3 separate regions of the Mus musculus genome follow, and all the other regions are linked to region 2. A link is a contact called in ENCODE POLR2A ChIA-PET data. All regions are on one chromosome and are shown on one strand. The core of a region is the stretch at or near the end of the contact, and the rest is flanking DNA. Distances in the headings are between cores, read along the strand shown.

Region 1 (3,551 bases), core at 876-3,375, 110 kb after region 2:
TTTTTTTTTTTTAAGACAGGATCTTATGTAGCTCATGCTGGGCTCAAACCTGCTGCTGTATGTCAATGGATGTCTTTGGCATGGCGGATCCTGCTACCTTCCAAGTGCTGGAGTTACCAGCTTTATGTGGTGCTGAGGATGGAACCCAGGACTTTGTGCCTGTGGGGCAAGCACTCCACCAACTGAGCCGCAACCCGACTACTCCACCCCTCCCCAGCCCCGCCCAGTATCTTTCTTGAACTGAGTCATCTTTTTGTTTGTTGGTTTGGTTTTTTTGAGATAGGGTATTGCTATACAGTACCGGCTAGCCTTAAACTCATGGATAATCTTCTTGTTTCAGCTTTCCCACTGCTAGGGTGACAGGGGTACAATATCAACCCCCAGCTGGCGAAGTGTACTAAACTCTTTAGTCTTTCCTTCAAAGGTCTCTTCACACTAACCCTCTACTTAAATAAGATTGCAAACTTTAAGCTGGGTATGATGGCGCATGCCTTTAACCCCAGCACTTAGGAGGCAGAAGCAGAGAGACTTTTATGAGTTCCAGACAAGCCTGATCTATCTAGTGAATTTCAGGATAGCCACAGCTATTTAGGGAGACCTTGTCTTTAAAAAAAACAAGAAAAAGTGATAGGGGTGGTGGTTGTGGCAGTGGCGGCACACACCTTCAACCCTAGCAATTGGGAAGGCAGAGGCAGGTGGAGTTCAAGTTCAAGGATAGCCAGAGTGGCAGAGAAATCCTGTAGGGGTTGGGATCCAAAACTTCTATTTTTTCAACTTTTTTTTTGGAGAGGAAGGCCCAGGCTGACAATTGTGCTTCTTCAGCCTCTTGAGCAGTGTCATTAATGCTCTTCCCGTTGTCTCTTCTGAAAGCTGTGTTCACTAACCATCTCCTACCATTTTACAGATAAAATAGCTGCTAATGCCCCAGGTGGCAGTGACCTACACCTTTAAGCCCAGTACTGGGGAGACAGAAGCAGGTGGATCCACAGATGAGTTCCATTACAGCTGGAGCTACACAAAGAAATCCTATCTTGCAAAACCAAGTACCAAACCAAATCAAAAAGGCTCAGCTCCTTCACACCCCGTTTTTAGACACCCCCCCCTTCACCTTCCCAGGCTGAGATAAAGAACACTGTAACAAGCTAAGTACAGTAGCATAGGCCTGTAATCCTAGCACTCAGAGATAGACGCTAATACATCACGACTGTGGCAGCAAGTTCATGACCAATCTGGGCTACATGGTGAAACCCTGTCTCAAAAGGAGGAGGTAGACAACTGTGAAATGGCTAGCCTGGCTACTGGAGTTCCTCGGAGTTGTCCTCGAACCTGGACACAAGCTCCAGCATTCCCATGACCATACCTAGACACGTGTGGGACACATAATAACAAAAACAACAATAATGTGTAATCCCAACAGTGCGCAATGAATGTGTGTGGAGATTGACTCGTACGTGTTAAGGGAACATCTGCTTGTCTGTCACAAGGACATTTCTGAAAGGTAATCTCATTTATCATGAGACCCGCCAACCTAGGTCTGAATCCCAGCGAGGCTCTCTCAGGACTGGTGACCTTGAACAGGTCACTTCACCCCAGTAGGCGTATTCAGTCGACACGTATGTAACATAATGTGGTGTCGGGAACCATTCTAGGCATTCGCTGGTCCTGGACCGTAATCTGAAAGCCTCATCTCCAGGGAGGTCCAAGCGCTGCCCAGCGTAAAGGTTCAAGTGACCCTGCCTGTGTCAAGTCGCGCAGGAAGAAAAAGCAGCAGCTTAGTCCTCCGCGGAAGGACAGACAAATGGTTCCGGGCAACGCATGTGCAGGCCCCCAGAAGCCTCTCCGTGCTGACTGGGTCTTCCACCGCCAGGCCAGGCGATGCACAGCAGAAATCCGCTGCAGAGTGGAGGGAGGAGGGCGGGAGCACAGGACCTTATAGTAAGTGTCCAGCGCGCTTCCGGGGAGGCTTCAGTGAAGCCCCGGGTGAAGAGCAAGAGTTCCCGCGGTTCCTTCTCACCCCACTGTGGCCCTGGAGCCTGTGCCCAAATCGGGCTTCCAACCCCAAGGCCAGGAAAGGGCCGAGTACTCACCGAGTGACGCCATCTTGAAGTCCTGGTGTCCGCAGAACTCCAGCCGCGCGCAAAGGCTGCTGGGAAGGGCGCACGCACCCCTGCCGGAGCGGGAAGCAGAGGCTCATGGGAAGTAGATCACCACTTAGGTAGAGCATTTTGAGACCTATCCCAGGCGGAAGCAAAGGACAAAAGAGAAAAGGGACCTTTTGACTTTTTGCCTTCTACTTTTGGATCTCTCATGAGGAATGAGAGGCTTAGGGGTGTGGCTCAGTCCCGGAGTGCTTAAGGCTCTGGTTCCATTCCCAATGCTGAAAAGAAAGAAAAGCAGAGAAGCCTTGAATAGGAACATTTGTTTTAACCCTCCCCAGTCCCTTTTACTTGCTATTCACTGCTCTGACCCCCAAATCCCTCTGAAGTTCCACTCCACATGCTTAAGTGGTTTCCATGATGATTGCAAACACGCCTCCACAGCTGACACCTGCTTAAATGGGTATTTTCTAAAGCTCGTAAAGGTAGTTTTTTTGACCCAAAATCAGAAGTATTAGATTTAAGCCATGTTAGCGCCAAAGTCAGACTACTATATAGCTACAGGCATTATCTTGCCATTAATTCCCAAATTTGGGCCTGAAATACAGCAAGACTGTATGCAATAACAGAGTTAGTCTAGCCTGGAAATCAGTATATGTTTTGGGTTGGCCTGAAACTTTTAGCAGTGACAACTCATGTATGGGAATTATATGTGTGCACTGCCTGTATAAACTGACATAACCACTCCATGGTATAATTAAGGTGAAGGTTTTTAAAATTATTTTTATGTACATGGGTGTTTTGCCTACATATATGTCTGTGTACCACATGCATGCAGGGCCCACTGAAGTCAAAAGAGGTCATTGGATCCCCTGGAGCTGAAGTTAGAAAGACAGTAGTGAATTCCTATGTGATTTGTGGTAATGAAACCTGGGTCCTCTGAAAGAGCAGATAGTGCTCTTAACAGATGAGCCATCTCTCCAGCCCCCATAAGGAAAGGGGATTTTTTTTTAAAGATTTATTTATTTATTATACGTAAGTACACTGTAGCTGTCTTCAGATGCGCCAGAAGAGGGCGTCAGATCTCATTACATGTGGTTGTGAGCCACCATGTGGTTGCTGGGATTTGAACTCAGGACTTTTGGAAGAGTAGTCGGTGCTCTTAACCACTGAGTCATCTCTCCAGCCCCCAGGAGAGGGGATGTTTATTGTAAATATGAGTGAGAGGGAACAGCCAGAGGCATCTGGAAGAGCAGAGAGAAGTAGACTTAACATGGGCATCTGACTGGACATGGTCAGAGCAATCTAAGAGTGAGAGCATGGGGTAGGGTGGGAGTGAGAATAGCAGGCTTATAAGAATGATTCGCTGGAGGGGTGGGGGGAGTCCAGGAGCTAAAGGGAGAAGCATAGAGAAGATGAAAAGAGCCAGAATGCTATAACATGGCCTTTGCTGTG
Region 2 (3,934 bases), core at 795-3,294:
TGTGAGCCACCATGTGGTTGCTGGGATTTGAACTCAGGACCTCTGGAAGAGCAGTCAGTGCTCTTAACCACTGAGCCATCTCTCCAGCCTAGTGAGTCTTCTTTTTTGAGACACGATCTCATGTAGTCTAGGCTGCCCTCAAACCCTTATGTTGCCTACACTGGCTCTGATCTTCCTCCCTCTGCCTCTGAAGTGCTTGCCGTTACAGGCACGTGGCACCGCGTCAGGTTTGTACAGGGCTGGAGCTAACAGAGGGGTTTGTGACTGTTAGGTAAGCACTCTTGTCAACTGAGCTACAACACTAGCCATGATCTTTATTTTTATACTTAGCTAACCTTCTCAGGCTTGTTATGTAAAGCCCTTGTGGTGTATCAGCAGATCTCTAGCTTCCTCCAACACTAAGGCTAAGAGTTCTCTAACCTAAGTTGAAACCTAGGAAAGATTGACTCTTCTTGCTATAACCCTCCTATCCGATGTTCCCACCAATGCAACTCTGCTAAATGTTCTGATGTGTGGCTTTCTCTTGTCCTGCAACTATAAAAGTTCACCCAAGGCCAGCGAGATGGCTTGGTGGGAAAAGCGCTTGCTGAACAAGTCCGACCACATGAGTTGGATCTCTGGAATCCGTGTAAAGGTGAAAGCAGAGAACTGAGTTCACAGAGCTGACCTCTGACCACCATATGAGTGCTACCCACTCACACAGCACACACACACACTCACACTCACACACACACTCACACACACACTCACACTCACACACACACACACTCACACACACACACACACACACACACACACACACACACACACAGACCGATAATAATTCTAAAGACCATAACGCAACTGTTTTCAAGGTGGGGCAAACACTTAGGGTAAGGAATCCGAGCACTGCTAAGCAATGCTCATGGATATTTGACTCGAAATAGACTATTCCCTTATTTCTGTTAGGGCAGTGTTTACTGTCCACTGGGTCAAATATATAGACCACCACAAGACAAGGACTGGGGTGCCTACCTCTAGTGGAACCTGGGTACTTAACTGGTTGCTTCATAATTTCTACCAGAGCAGGGGCAACAGTCTGACTGGATGTAGCATTCAGGGCAGTTCTTATAAATTGCATCTACATAGAATACACTCTTTCCATGTCACCATTGCGCCTTCTTGTGGTGTCATTGTGGGTGCAGGAACAAGTGGTCCTGATCTAGGAACAGTCAAGGGGACTCTTAGGTAGACTTGAGACTTTCTACTGAGGGTCCAGGACAGGGACAGTCCGCCAGGCAGAAAATAGTCACCAGTTCTGACCCACCCTCTATGAAGGAACACAAACATAGTTTCAAGGGCTGGCAAGATGGCTCAGCTTAAAAGATTGTATTGTTCTCGCTGAGGACCTGAGTTCAGTTCCCAGCACCCACATGGTGTAACTTACAATTCCAGCTCCAAGAGGATCTGTTGCTCTCTTGGCCTCCAGGGGCACCTGAATTCACATGCGTATACCGACACAGACATCCATATAATTCTTTTTTTTTTTTTTTTTTTTGGAGACAGGGTTTCTCTGTGTAGCCCTGACTGTCCTGGAACTCACTCTGTAGTCCAGGCTGGCCTCAAACTCAGAAATCCACCTGCCTCTGTCTCCCAAGTGCTGGGATTAAAGGCGTGCGCCTCCACCGCCCAGCCACATAAATATTTTTATTTTATTTTATTTTATTTTGAATTGTTCTTCAGAACCACAAAGCCTGAGAGATCCTAGCTCAGTAATTTGTAACAAAAAGCACTTGAGAAGCTCCCAACGCTGCACACTTGGGCCATGGTTCAGAAATGTGTGTGTGTTAAAACCTCCTTAAAGAAAGGAGTAGGACGCCCATCCAGTTCCACAAGCACGCCCTAGCGCTGACGAGCGGCTGCCTCACCTGAGCAGCAGCCGCTCTTCAGACAGAACACGCCAACAAAGGCTACGTTCTGCGCCTGCGCCTGCGCCAAGCGCCAGCTGAGAGCGGCCGCTCTGCGCAGGCGCTCCGGTCACTTCCGGGATCTGTCAGCCTCTCCCTCTAGGCCTCCCTCCTCCGTCCGCGCCCGCCGGAGCCAGTTCGCGTCGACTGACCAGAGTCCGCGAATCGTCCGCTCCGGACCTCCAGACCTCCCCAACCTCAGGTAAGGAGCCACAGGGCGGAGAGTCTGGCCCGGGTCGCCTCCATTTTTTTTTTTGTATGTTCTATGGCACGCGGGGGCGGCGGGCCCAGGGCTGTTAGGCGCGGGGTCTGGAGCTGAGGGGCCCGGGATCTCAGCCCTTCGTGGTTACCTCTGAGTCCCTGGTGCCCCCCTCACACACAGACCGAGCGTTTCTGAGCACTTTCCAGCTGCCCTCCATCTCGGATGAGAGAAGGAACAACTCGGCTTCCGACACCCCCATAGTACCATTTGCACCCCTACTGTGAGCATTTACCACAATCTGTAAAATTAGTTTAGACGGGCGGATCTCCCCCCCCATCCCCCGGTGGCTTGTCACGAGTATCTGTTCATCTCGTCAACATCTAGGATGTTGCCTAGAGCAGCCTCCGAACCGTCAGTTATTGGGGAACCCTTCCCAGCAAGAGAAAGCCCATCTTTCCAGTAACCTTAAGATTCCCTAGCTCTAGCCCCCGCCCCCGCAAGTCAGACTTGTACTCTCCTCTGCACCCGTATTCATAGGGTCCTTTATGTAGAACCCTCCGAGTTCCCGTTTGACTCTGCCACTTTGTCAGGTGTCTCTGGGAAGGTTGTTTCTTGGTGCCTCAGTTTCCCCAGCTGCAGTAAGAAGATTCTTAGTCTACTTGGTTTTATGGGTTTCGCGTGGAGTTCGTGTGCTTGAGTTGCTTACAGCAATTCCTAACCCAGAGAAGCTGTTCAAATGATCTGATAATAAATGATAGCCATTACTGGTGCTTCTGAGACTTTCAAGGCATATCTGCCTTCCTTTACTTTCTGCTCTCTTTCCTCCGGAGAAGGACATGAGGACAAGGATTTATTCATGTTCCTGGCCCCGTTCAGATACTGAACACTGTTGGGAACATGGGAGGCACTTAATAAATTGCAGCTTAGAATCTCTGAGTATAAAGCCATCTGTTGTCATGGTGTGTTTCTCTCCTATCTTCTCCTTGCCCAGTTTCTGAAATGACCTAGGTTGGCATCCTATTTTATCAGTTCCCTTAATCTTTTGGTTTCCTAGTAGGCCTTAGGATTTCAGGTCTCTATAAGTTATCAGTCCCGGGTGTTTACCCCATTAGATCAAGTCACTGGCTGTCTCAGGGGTGGGGGTTGGGGGAAGGCTTCTTCAATTCATATGCTGTTCACAGCTGAGAGGACCCATTGGAAATTGCAGACTCCTTTAGAGGATGGGTGGCAGTGTTTTGAATCTAAATTATCTAGTGTTAGGTCAAAATAAGTTCTCTACAGGAAGTGTGGAGATGGTCTGATGAAGCTGGAATTTCTAATGAAGCCTGTCAGAACATTGGTAGGGCGTGGTGACCTGTTGGAGCACAGGTATCGCTGGGCTGGGTAAGGAGAGCAATTAGAAACTAGATGAAAGCCGGGCGTAGTGGCGCACGCCTTTAATGCCAGGACTCGGGAGGCAGAGGCAGGCGGATTTCTGAGTTCGAGGCCGGCCTGGTCTACAGAGTGAGCTCCAGGACAGCCAGGGCTATACAGAGAAACCCTGTCTCAAAAAACCAAAAAAAAAAAAAAAAAAGAAAAAGAAAAAAGAAACTAGGTGAATCAATGACTTGAAATTGACCCTAACAGGGAATGGAAACTCTAACTTATGTGAATTTGTCAAGTCCCAGTGGAATGGGGTCAAGACACCAACATGTCCTTCTAGGACTGGTTCAAAGCTTTGTGTCAGAGGAAGAAAGAAAACCAATTTACTGGGCTTCCAAGATGGCTCCACCACTAAAGGCTAGGC
Region 3 (3,628 bases), core at 1,076-3,575, 83 kb after region 2:
CAACTGTGCTAGCCTATCTGCTCAGCTCAGCTCAGCTCAGCTCAGCTCAGCTCAGCTCAGCTCAGCTCAGCTCAGCTCAGCTCCTCCTGGCTCCACTGTCTGACAGTGTCTTCACTAACTGCCTTCTCACTCTGCTAGTCCCCACCCCCGGCTTTATATACATTTCCTATCCCGTTCCCAGAAATCCAAGGGGCATCCAACACTGAAGGTCATAGGGTTCTCCCAGCTAAGAATTCTTAAAGGGCCAGGGACACAAGATGAAATCACAGCACACTCTCAGACCTTTCCTTCCTTGATCAGACGTTTGCACTGAAAGAAGTACCAGTACTGAGTGTTCCTCCGGCCCCGCCACGGTCTGGGCTCCAGTTCTTCCTCCTCACCACCCTGTTCCTTGAGCTGCAGGTTGTAGAGCTGGGCCGTTGACTTGTGGAATATCCTCCGGGAGGAGAATTTGCCAGAGAGGCTCCCGAAGCTCTCTTCCTCTGCCTCCTCCTGGGGAGCCACAGTGCTGAGCTTACTGGAGTCAGAGCAGAGGCTGCTCATTTCCTTCTGGTTCCCGCTGCCCAGGGGCAGCGGGGAGGAGGAGCCGCAGAAGGCAGCTCTCAGCCGTGCAGGTCCCTCCCTGCCTCCTGTCCATCGGGTTGATCCAACAAGATCCAGGTGTTGAAGGACAGACAGTCCTATGGGGCGGGGACCGGAAAAGAGCCGGGAGAGTCTTAGGAGGTCCATCGCTGGCTGCCTCGAGCCCCTGCAGCCTGAAATCAAGAAAAATAAGGAAACCGCATCAGACGCCATATAAAAAGTCAGAAAGGAAGGGCTGGCGAGATGGCTCAGCGTGCTCTCCGAAGGTCCTGAGTTCAAATCCCAGCAACCACATGGTGGCTCACCCATAATGAGATCTGACCCCCTCTTCTGGTACATCTAAAGTCAGCGACAGTGTACTTACATATAATAATAAATAAATCTTTGGGCTGGAGTGAGGGGGCCTACTGGTGCAAGCAGGGCCTACCAGAGCGAGCAGAGGTCCTAAAAAATTTCAATTCCCAACAACCACATGAAGGCTCACAGCCATCTGTACAACTATAGTGTACTCACATACATTAAATAAATAAATAAATAAACAAACAAATCTTTTTTAAAAAGAGTCAGAAAAGAGAGACAAGTTTACTCAGAGGGTAGGCTCTGAGTTAGGAAGACCTGGCTCTGTGCAGGGTGGGGAGTGGGAGATCAGTCAAACTTACTATCTCAGCTGGGTAGAAAAGAGTCAGAAATTCAGGGTCACCCTCAGCTATAATGTCAACTTCAAGACCAGCCTGGGCTTCATGAGATTGTCTTTAAAAAGTAAGAGTAAGTCGTGATGGGCCATGCCTTTAGGCCCTGCACCAGGGAGACAGAGGCAGGAGAATTTCTATGAGTTCAATGCCAGTCTGGTCTACAACTGTGAGTCCACGCTACTCAGGGCTACCTAGAGATCCCCAGTCTCGACAACAACAACAAGAGGCTCAAGAGGGTCTCAGCAGATAAAGGTGCTTACTGCAGAGCTCGGTGACCTGAGCTTGATTCCTGAACATACTTGGAAGGACTTGTGGTACAAGCTTTTCCCTAATCTGCACTCGAGTGGTGTGGAAGGCACATATATGCACATGCTCCCTCTCACAGAGCTACACCCTCTCACCCTCGCATTCTATTTTTATTAGGCTGTGCTGGGCCTGCTTACTTTGAAGCCCTTTAATAAAAAAACAAAACAAACAAACAACAACAAAAACAAGACATAATAACAGGGAAAAGAGGTATGACGGTATTTTGAGGCTTAGCTCTACTAGGTTGACTCGCTCTCCAGGGTCTCATGTAATGCAGTCTGGTCTTGAGCTTCTGACCCTTCTGCCTCCACTTGCCAGTTAGTGGGATTACAAGTCTGTACTAACACTACCGGCTTATGCGGTGGTGGGGCAAGCACTTTACCAACTGAGCCACACCTCCTGCCCCCTTACCCGACTTTTAAACGTCTGCATTAGAGCTACACCCACAGAGAGACCTGGGACCCTAGGTCGCCCCTTGCTTCCTCTCCCCAGGCCTTTAGATCCTCCGTTTTCGCATCTGAGCTTGGACAAAGTCCCTCAGGTCCAATTTCCACCCGGCTTCCGGGTTTCCTATGAGGGTTGAACAGAAACTCACTCTGAGCGTTCTAAGCGGCGAGCCCCTAGTGAGACGTCCTCAGAGTCGAGGGACCGCGGCTCCAGAGACAGCGTTCCTGCCCTCAGCACAGACTACGGAGATCCCGCGCAGGCGCACTTGCGTCGCCGCCTCTTGTGTAAGATACAGAACCGAAAGAAACAGGCGATCGGTCGGCGGCTAGTCAGGCCTGAAGGAGTGGCCGGACTCTGAGCTCCGTTGGCTGAGTCTGGATGGGAAAAAAGGGCCGGCGCGGGCTCCAGCGCTCCCGGCATCCCTCGCGGGGCGGCGGCTGCGGCGGCGGCGGTGGCGGCAAGCGAGAAGGGGACGGGGAGAGGTAGCGTGAGTTGCGGAGAGCGGCTGAGAGACCTGAGGGGGAGCTGGGCCCGAGGCCGCCGCCGCCGCCATGCAGGAAATAATCGCCAGCGTAGATCACATCAAGTTCGACTTGGAGATCGCCGTGGAGCAGCAGCTCGGGGCGCAGCCGCTGCCCTTCCCCGGCATGGATAGTGAGTGCGGGGCCCGGCGGGTGGGTGGGCGAGTCTGATTCTGACCAGAGGTTACCCCAGCCCTGGGCCCTGGAACCCGGGACCCTCGCCTAGTTCCTCCGCTTCCGTCCTGGGACTTCCCGGTGTCACTTGAACTCGGGGAGACCTTTCCTTGGATCCTTGATCCCCGGGGACTGCTCCGTGGCAATCCTCGGGACAGCAGGACTGTGTCGGTTGTTCGCGTAATTCTCCAGTGAACGCGTGTCATCCTGAAGTGGAACTGCCTTCTCCCATCCTGCTCCAACTTCAGCAAAGTCTTAGAATGTCCCCCATTTCCACCTCTTAGCGTGCTCCTCTCTACTTTCATCAGAACTAGGCGGTAGAAGAGTCTGAGTGTATCTGACTGTCGAAGACTCCAAGTAGACCCTCATATTCCAGGCTTGCTTTAGTCTAGCTCCTGGGAAATCCTTCCCTGTCCTGGAATTGTCCGTTTTCCTCACTACCCCACCTCCGGGTCACCTGTCCCAACTCAGGCCCCCAGCGAACCTTTAGACCGAGCTATATTTACTGTCCCTCTTCATGTGATGAGATGGTTTTCCTGTTCTGGTGGGATATATCTTCCGTTTGGGGGAGCTGCTTCAATTCAGACAGAACTGTCCTCTTTGGCCAGGTCGTCCTTGCACATATGTCTACTCTTTGTTGTTGTTGTTTTTCGAGACAGAGTTTCTCTGTATAGCCCTGGCTGTCCTGAAACTCACTCTATAGATCAGGCTAGCCTTTTAAGCACTAGGTTTTTACTCAATTTGATGGCACTGCCTTGAGACCATGGAACATTTGTGTGGGGCAATAGATCCACAAACCTGTGGAGGCAAGTGTGCACTTGAAGTAAAGATTTGGGTTTCTTTAAAAAACACAGAAATAGCCGGGCAGTGGTGGCGCACGCCTTTAATCATGGCTCTTAGGAGGCA

Evidence for each region. ChIA-PET counts read pairs that join two places held with the same protein, here RNA polymerase II (POLR2A).
Region 1: POLR2A ChIA-PET joins it to region 2 with 10 read pairs in Patski. The contact joins the promoter of Atp5j2 here to the promoter of Arpc1a in region 2. POLR2A ChIA-PET finds 5 or more read pairs at or near these places in 2 of 5 experiments (Patski and embryonic stem cell).
Region 3: POLR2A ChIA-PET joins it to region 2 with 10 read pairs in Patski. The contact joins the promoter of Ptcd1 here to the promoter of Arpc1a in region 2. POLR2A ChIA-PET finds 5 or more read pairs at or near these places in 2 of 5 experiments (Patski and embryonic stem cell).

The regions. Positions count from the first base shown.
Region 1 is chr5:145,189,416-145,192,966 of GRCm38, forward strand. Atp5j2 (ATP synthase, H+ transporting, mitochondrial F0 complex, subunit F2) reads right to left here and starts at 2,126. Exons shown (of 4, transcript NM_020582.3): 1 at 2,088-2,126. The coding sequence starts at 2,100.
Region 2 is chr5:145,081,825-145,085,758 of GRCm38, forward strand. Arpc1a (actin related protein 2/3 complex, subunit 1A) reads left to right here and starts at 2,045. Exons shown (of 10, transcript NM_019767.2): 1 at 2,045-2,148.
Region 3 is chr5:145,164,779-145,168,406 of GRCm38, forward strand. Ptcd1 (pentatricopeptide repeat domain 1) reads right to left here and starts at 2,326. Exons shown (of 9, transcript NM_133735.2): 1 at 2,176-2,326; 2 at 283-755. The coding sequence starts at 729. It overlaps Cpsf4 (cleavage and polyadenylation specific factor 4), which reads left to right and starts at 2,435. Exons shown (of 8, transcript NM_001291248.1): 1 at 2,435-2,681. The coding sequence starts at 2,579.